Linked DNA regions of Homo sapiens: region 1 is linked to region 2. Evidence: read pairs that join two places in POLR2A ChIA-PET (ENCODE). Cell type or tissue: GM12878. All regions are shown on one strand.

What was found. ChIA-PET counts read pairs that join two places held together with the same protein. Peaks named below come from ENCODE experiments on the same cell type or tissue, not always from the same donor. Only the 100,000 strongest peaks of a DNase experiment are listed, where the experiment ranks them.
Region 1: POLR2A ChIA-PET joins it to region 2 with 5 read pairs; 3 of 35 experiments call an interaction of 5 or more read pairs at or near these places.

What each region holds. Positions count from the first base shown.
Region 1 is chr7:95,449,257-95,453,256 of GRCh38, forward strand. No RefSeq gene overlaps it. Among named protein-coding and RNA genes, the nearest start is that of PON2, 16 kb to the left of the region's middle. In GM12878, no CTCF peak of the experiment used is centred here; no DNase peak of the experiment used is centred here.
Region 2 is chr7:95,499,767-95,503,766 of GRCh38, forward strand. All of the region lies in intron 2 of ASB4 (ankyrin repeat and SOCS box containing 4), which reads left to right. Among named protein-coding and RNA genes, the nearest start is that of ASB4, 16 kb to the left of the region's middle. RefSeq lists a silencer at 991-1,285 and an enhancer at 1,584-1,633. In GM12878, no CTCF peak of the experiment used is centred here; a DNase peak (open chromatin) is centred at 1,895; H3K4me3 peaks cover 377 bases; H3K27ac peaks cover 1,623 bases.

The DNA of each region.
Region 1 (4,000 bases), 51 kb before region 2:
TGTGCTACTACACTCCAGCCTGGGTAATAGAATGAGACCCTGTCTCAAAACAACAACAAAATTACCACAAAATCAGTGGCTTAAAAGAACAGAAATTTATTTTCTCATAGTTCTGATGGCCAAAGGTTAAAAATCAAGGTATAGGTAGGGCTACACTCCCTCCAGTGGCTCTAGAAGTGGATTCTTCCTTGCCCTGTTCAGTTTCTGCTGGCTCCTCATATTCCTTGGTTTGTGGCTGCATAACTCCAATCTCCGCTTTCATCTTCACATGGCCTTCCTCCCTGTGTCCCTAAAATTTTCATGTCTTTTCTCCTGCAGAGATACCAGTCACTGGATTTAGGGCTTATCCTAAATCCCAGATGATTTTATCTCGAGATCCTTGAATAATTACATGTGCAAAGACTCTATTTCCCAATAAAGTCACATTTTGAGGTTCTGAGTAAACATGAATTTCAGGGGACATTACAATTAGGAAATAACTTTTTTTCTGACATATATTCTAACTGGTCACTAATTAATGTAATATAGAAAAGATATTAATTTTTACATGTAAATTATACATCTAGGCTCTGTTGCTCTGGCTGGAGTGCAGTGGCGCAATTATAGCTCACTACAGACTCAACCTCTGGGGCTCAAACTGGGACCATATGTGTGTGCCACCATGCCAAGCTAATTTTTTTTTTTTTTGGAAAGATGGGCTCTCCTTATGTTCCCCAGTCTGGTCTCAAGCTCCTGGGCTCAAGCAATCCTCCCATCTTGGCCTTTCAAAGTCTTGGGATTACAGGTGTGCACCACCATGCCTGGCCTAAGTTTTTGATAGATACCTTTTTTCAAGTTAAAGAAGTTTCCTTATATACTTACTGTGCTAAGACTATTTAAGAAGATAAAATATAGGGCATATAAGCTTAGAAGTTGCCACTGTGTTCTAACAACAAGTATTAATAAAAATCTGAACAAACTGAAAAATCAGCAACTCTTCTTAGATCCATCAGAGAAGTGAGGTCACAGGGCAATCTACCACCCCCCAAATTAGAGAAATAGGCAACTACAAAGAATCACCACAACTTACAGGAGCAGAAACCCAAGAGCAGAAATCTCCAGACCATCCAATGCCAGGGAAGGAACACCTGAATTACAACTGCTGGTGGTGCAGTGAGGTCAAGTCTGACAGTTTACGAACCCCAGGGAAAGCCAGTCATAGGGAGATTCCCATGCTTTTCTGAATTTTACTTCCAGGAGCTCTGACAAGTCTTCATAGTGAGTGTCAGAGAAAAATCCCCTCCTGCTTTTGGTAGAGGGAGGGAAAAAGTATTCTGAAATACTTCATTGCATTCTACTCTTCTTAACAAGGTGTGACCTCAGAAGAAACTGTTTCACAAAAACCTAACCTACTAGGGTTTCATCAGAGCCTAACCTACCTTAGGGAAGAAAAATACCCAGTGACAGCTCTAGTCTAGTCATCCCGTTCTACCTTTAGTGATCTGGCGGTAAGGTATTGGGGGCGGAAAATGGTTTTACAGTCTGAGTCTTCTGGTGAGCCTGTGCACTTAACCAGCGCTTCTCAGTTTTTCCCCCAACTAAGGTACACCACCACACCCGGCTAATTTTTGTATTTTTAGTAGAGACAGGGTTTCACCATGTTGGCCAGACTGGTCTCGAACTTCTGATCTTGTGATCTGCCTGCCTCGGCTTACCAAAGTGCTGGGATTACAGGCGTGAGCCACCGCGTCTGGCACCTCCACACTCTTTAATACTTGGTATTGTCTTTTTTTTACCCCTTTTCCATTCTGGTGGATGTAAAATGGTATTTGATTTTGTTAACTCAAACTATTTAGAATATATTTTATTTATAAATTCATGGAATTTAAAAAAGGAATCAATTTATTTGTTTGAAATTTTATTGCAATAAGGTCCAAAACCATGATTGGTATCATGACTGTTCTCTGAAAATGTTGAGATCTCTTTTGTGGTATAGTATATGACCAAATTTTATAATGAATGGTTATTTGATAAGTATTTGTATCTTTATTAGATATGGAGTTCTTCTGTTTCCTATAAATTAAAGATTTTAATAAAAATTCAAGCATATGTTTATATTTATATTGTTTTGAATATTGTTGCTCCATCTTCATTTTTCCTAAATGGACTTTTCTAATAGTCTCTTTCAACACTTGTATTAAATAAATTTGGATCTCCTGGATGGGTCATTTAAGTCTTCCTTTTCTTCCTTTACATCTTTTTCTGTGTGTGTCCTGTATTCTGAGAAAAAAATTTTTTTTTTTTGTACAGCTCACTAATTTGCTCTTTTTTTGGTGTCCCATCTGCTATTCTACTCATCTATTGAATGATCCATTTCAAAAATGAAACCTTTACGTGATTGCTTGTTGATCTTTTTTTTTTTTTTTTTTTTTTTTTCTGAGATGGAGTCCCACTCTGTTGCCCAGGCTGGAGTGCAATGGCTCCATCCTGGCTCACTGCAACCTCTACCTCCCGGGTTCAAGTGATTCTCCTGCCTCAGCCTCCCGAGTAGCTGGGATTACAGGCAACTGCCACCACACCCAGCTAATTTTGTGATAGAGACGGGGTTTCACCATGTTAGCCAGGTGGGTCTTGAGCTCCCAACCTCAGGTAATCCACCCACCTCGGCCTCCCAAAGTGCTGGGATTACAGGCATAAGCTACCGTGCCTGGCCTGCTGGTTGATTCTTTTAAAAGAATTGCTGGTGAAAATACTCTCTTGTATCTCTTGGAACATACTGTATTAATTAAACTTAGAATAAAATCAAAAGTCTAATGGCCTAGAATGGCCTACATTAGAATAAAATAAAAAATCTAATGGCCTAGAATGGCCTATATGACAGGGCCCCCTGTGCATTCTCTGACCTTTTCCCCTCATTCCCATTCTGCTCCAAACATTTTGGCCTCCCTGCTGTTGTCAACATTTCAAAGCTCTAAGCACATACACTTGTTCCTAGCCCTGCTGCTGTGGTCTCCCCCTGGATGATAGGAGCTTGCTCTGGCACATTATTCAGGTCTCTGTTTAACAGTCATTTCCTCAGCAGAGAGGGATTCCCTGGCTACCTTACCCAAAGTGGCACTTCATATCCTCATATGTATTCTCTTTCCCCCACCGCTTACTTACTGTGCTTTATTTTTGTCCAAAATACTTTTTGCCTACAGATATTTTGTTTTGCTTATTTTTTCATTGCCTGTCTCAATCAGTAAACTGCAATGTCTGTGATGGTAGAGACCTTGCCTGTTTTGTTTACTGCAGTGTCCCTCAAAATTAAGAGTGTCCGGTACACATTAGAGAGGCTCAAGAAATATGTGTTGAATGAAGTGATGATGGTGTTTCTAAAGTCCAGTGCTGCCTACTCTATTAACTTTGTTTGTGTGTTCATTCTTCCATATTTGGTGCCTCTGTCTCATGATGCTGGCTTACTTCAATTATTCATGTGTGCATTTTTGTATTTGGGAGGCCCTGCCAGGCCATCCTAAGAAAGCTCAATTTAATCACTCCAGTCTGCTTATGGAAGAAACTCTTAAAGTCATGCTGGAGTGGACCAGCAGACTGCCGCTAGCTGCTTTTGGGGAGAGGCAGAATAGGCTGCTGGTTGGGGTGTACCTATAGCTAGTCTCTGGGCTAGATACTCCTCATTGTCCTGACAGTGACCATTATTCTAAAGGCCCTAGTCCTTCCTTTCCAATTGAGGCCCCTACATTTGTTACTGCTGCCTAAAGGCAGGTACCACTTTTGCTTGATGCTTTATGCAGAAGGAAGCATGGGGCGGTTGACCTACTTGTCTGTTCCTACTCTAATAACCACACTATCTTTCTATTCACTGTCCTAAGCCTCCAAGTTGCCATCCTACTTCAAATATCTTTACTTATGTGCATCGAGCAGTACCATTTTCTTAAAAATAACATTTTTATTTTGATATAGCTTAAGATTTGCAGGAAGCAACAAAATAGTACAGAGAATTTCTACGTACTCTCCAGAA
Region 2 (4,000 bases):
CATAGAAAGAAAACAGCTGAAGATGCACGAGACAGGATAACTGAAAGTCCTTCAGAAGTTGAGATGAGATTAAATCCAGAGACTACGGGATACATCCTCTTTTTTTTTTTTTTTTTTTTTTTTTTGAGACGGAGTCTCGCTTTGTCGCCTGGGCTGGAGTGCAGTGGTGCGATCTCGGCTCACTGCAAGCTCTGCCTCCCGGGTTCACGCCATTCTCCTGCCTCAGCCTCCCAAGTAGCTGGGAGCATCCTCATTTTTAAGAAGCGGGACAAAGTAAAAGATGGTTTTAAATGCCAGAATATTTATAGATTTGATGGTGCTACGATGAGGGAGTTCGGATGGTTTTTCCCCTCAACAATGTGTCAAAGTCACCAGCCAAAAAATGAGAGGAGAGCAGAAAGCATAGACATTTTCATAAGAATGGAGAAGGAATGGGAGGTTCGGGAGAAAAAAAATGGGAGAAGAAACTTACTAGAGAAATGTAGTAGGATTACTGGACTTATAAAAGATGCCATGTGGCTAGGAGCCGTGGCTTATGCTTGTAATCCCAGAACTTTGGGGAGGCTGAGGCAGGAGGACCTTTTGAGGCCAGGAGTTTGAGATCAGACTGGGCAACATAGTGAGACCACATCTTTACTAAAGGAAAAATAAATTAACCAGGCATGGTGGTGCATCTGTATTCCTAGCTACTCGAAAGGCTGAGGCAGGAGAATTGCTTGAGCTCACGAGTTTGAGGCTGGCTGCTGTGAGCTATTATTGGACCACTGCACACCAGCCTGTGTGACAGAGCAAGATCTGTCTCAAAAAAAAAAAAAAAAAAAAAAAAAAAAGCCATGATCTTTTCAACCTGCGGAAATGAAGGGGAAGAAAAAATTCAGCCCAGCATATTCTCCTTCTTCTTTGGTTCACTTGTTAAAAATGAGGCTGTATCCCATATTCTCTGGATTTCATCTCATCTCAACTTCTGAAAGACTGGAACCTTTCAGTTATCCTGTCTCATACATCTTCAACTGTTATTTCTATGAATCACTTACTTTGGCACACAAGGTTTTCCTCTGATCTCCAACTGTAGATAATAGTGACCTGTGACCTCCCTCCAGCAATTGTGCTCTTCTTCGCTTTTGCAGCCTCCCACTTAGGAAGGAAGCTACAGGGACAAGGTTAGGCATAATTTGGAGCTTACTCACATTTTCTATGTGTAGCCATCACCACTCTTCACATTTACTCATTCATTTATGTTTAGATTTAGTTTTTATCTTTATTGATTTTTAAATTTAATTAGTTTAAACATGCAAGCTTTTTATTTTTAAGAGTTTAAGGAATTTTAGAAATTATATATTAATTTAATCATTAACTTTCTAATTAAAACATTTTTTGTCTCACTTTTCGTAATAATGAAATGAAAATGAAAGCTGCCCACTTTACTCTGCATGAAGCAAATCCTGACAGTAGGAGGAAAATTTGTTACTGCAGGAAAGCCATAAAAATTCAAATGTTTCTTAGCAGAATGTAGCATGGGGGCAATGTAAAGGGGGCCATGCCTTTTAAAAGACTGTTCCCTGCTACTTTATCTGACAGTGACACAAGTCAACCACATGTTAGGAAATTCCCTGGTCAATGAAGTGGAACATGGTAAGGCAAGATGTCACTGGCCTTCATTTTAATCCGAAATAGATAGGCCTGCTGGACAGACGCTGCTCTTACCACCTCACCGCATTCCATCTTTTCATCTTAATCATAAATAAGAACACTTAAGATCTACTTTCAACAAATTTCCAGTAAACAATGCAGTGTTACTAACTATAGTCATCCTGCTATACATTAGATCTTCAGAACTTATTCATCATCCGGTGTAACTGAAACTTTGTTAACTTTTTACATTGTGGCCTTTTCATGTGACTTCATCAACCACAAACTGACAGAGTGGCCAACCTTTCACTCCCTAGAGGTGTCACCTTTCCCAGCCGGTACAGTTATTCCCCATCTCTTTTGTTCTTGTCAACAGAGGGAGACTACCTAGAGATGAGAAGGAAGAAAGAGGTAGGGGGAAGCTTGGGCAATGCTTGTAGGCTGACACTAATGAATTAGGCTTATAAGAATCAAGGAGAGAGAATAGAAGTCCATTAAAGATCCACTTACTCTTTCAAGCCATGTCATCAAAGGCCGAATTCACAAAGAAAATAGAGATAAATTAGAGAAAGCAAAAATGTTCAACTTCAGAAGGGCAAACACCATAAAATTAAAAGGCAATCATAAAACTGGGGAAAATATTTGAGACTATATGACAAAGGGCTTACTATACGCAGAAGTTTTTCAATTAAAGTAATGAGGCTAACAACTAAAAAAAAAAGAGAGAGAAAGAGGTAAAAAAAGAAAAAGAACAAAACGACCAAGAACAGGAATATTTAAGGGAAAAAAAAGAAAAATCATATAAACAGCAAATAAATATATGACATAATGATAGCCTTCATTGGTAATCAGTAACATGTCAATTAAAATGACAATTAGCTATTTTGTTGTTGTTTGTTACGTTAATAAGCATACAAAAGATAATACATATATGACAAACACATAGGGAAGTGCTCTTACACACGCTTAATAGAATGTAAATAGGTACCAGCCTGCGGGGGGGGGGCAAATTGATAACACATATCAAAAGCTTAAAACTTTCTTGTAACTTAGAAAATTCGCCTCTAGGATTAGGGACCAATTCTAGGCAGGAGACCATTTTACCCAGGGCTGTCATTTACTTAGGGCCTCAAATTCAGACTTTAGATGTTATCTCTGAACTAGGTTATACCTAAAGTCAAAGAGATAACTGGGGAGAAAGAAAAAGAAAGACACTGATCATGTAACTTAGAATTGTGCTTGGTCACATGACCTGCAGTACACTAGAAATTAGAGACTTTCTCCTAATTCTGTAAGAGTTTTCAGAATAATGCAGTTAGAGTATATTTTACTTATTTTACCTTATATTTTCATCTTAGAAGTTTTGATTGGTTAAGAAAAACATTTAAAATGTACCACAATTGAAAATATATAGATAGGCACTTTTAATTTTTAAATGTATTTAGAGTCTCAAAAAATTGCTTGATTCCTATTTGCCCTCAGAGAGTCATTTATATTACTGAAAAACTGAAAAATGCTTACATATCTAATAGAAAATTTCATGTTGTTACCGCCATACCATGCAGATATTTAAAATGATGTTTAAAGGAATGTCCATTCACATGGGAAGGTTGTAAAAAGCAGCTTATGGGACAGTATGGACTGTATAGATGTATTTTTCTGAAAATTATATGTGACTATGCATATCAAAATAATATTTAAAATATCAGAGTGAAACTTGATATTATAGCTAATGTTTAACTGTAGCTAAGCAATTTCAAAAAGGCAAATCTGTTATTTTAGATCCTTGCTGCTAGAATAATTTTTTTTAAAGTGTGGCAGCTGGCAGATATATAAATAAGAAAACAAACCTGTGAATCAGATCACTGGGTAAAATTTCAACCCATCTTATGCATGAGGAGAAAGTAAGTGTTTTGCAGGTAGGTCTTCTAACCTGGAAACTAAAAGACTGTGAGCATCTTGTTTTCTTTCCTTTGCATTTTTATGCCTCAGCTTCTTGGACAGCGCTTGGCACATAGAAAGTGCTCAATAAATAGTTACTGAGATTACTGACAGATCTGGGAATGGCTCCAGAAGCCCTGAGTGCATGGATGGGGACCCACTGCCACCTAATAAATGAAAACTGTGTGGTTCATGGTTAATGAAATGCTGCTCTTCATCAGTTTTACCCTCTCAGTCTCTAGAGGTATAGCCAAAGGCTAAATTTTCTCTCTCTTAGATTATGTCACAGATACTCTGGGGGAGAACTCAAATACATCACTTTGTAGCTGGACAGAGGGAATTGAGACAACATATAGACGAGGAAAATACGTCAGGCTAACATTAAGCTCAGGACCACAGAAGTCCGTTAGAGGAAGAACCAATGCCATGG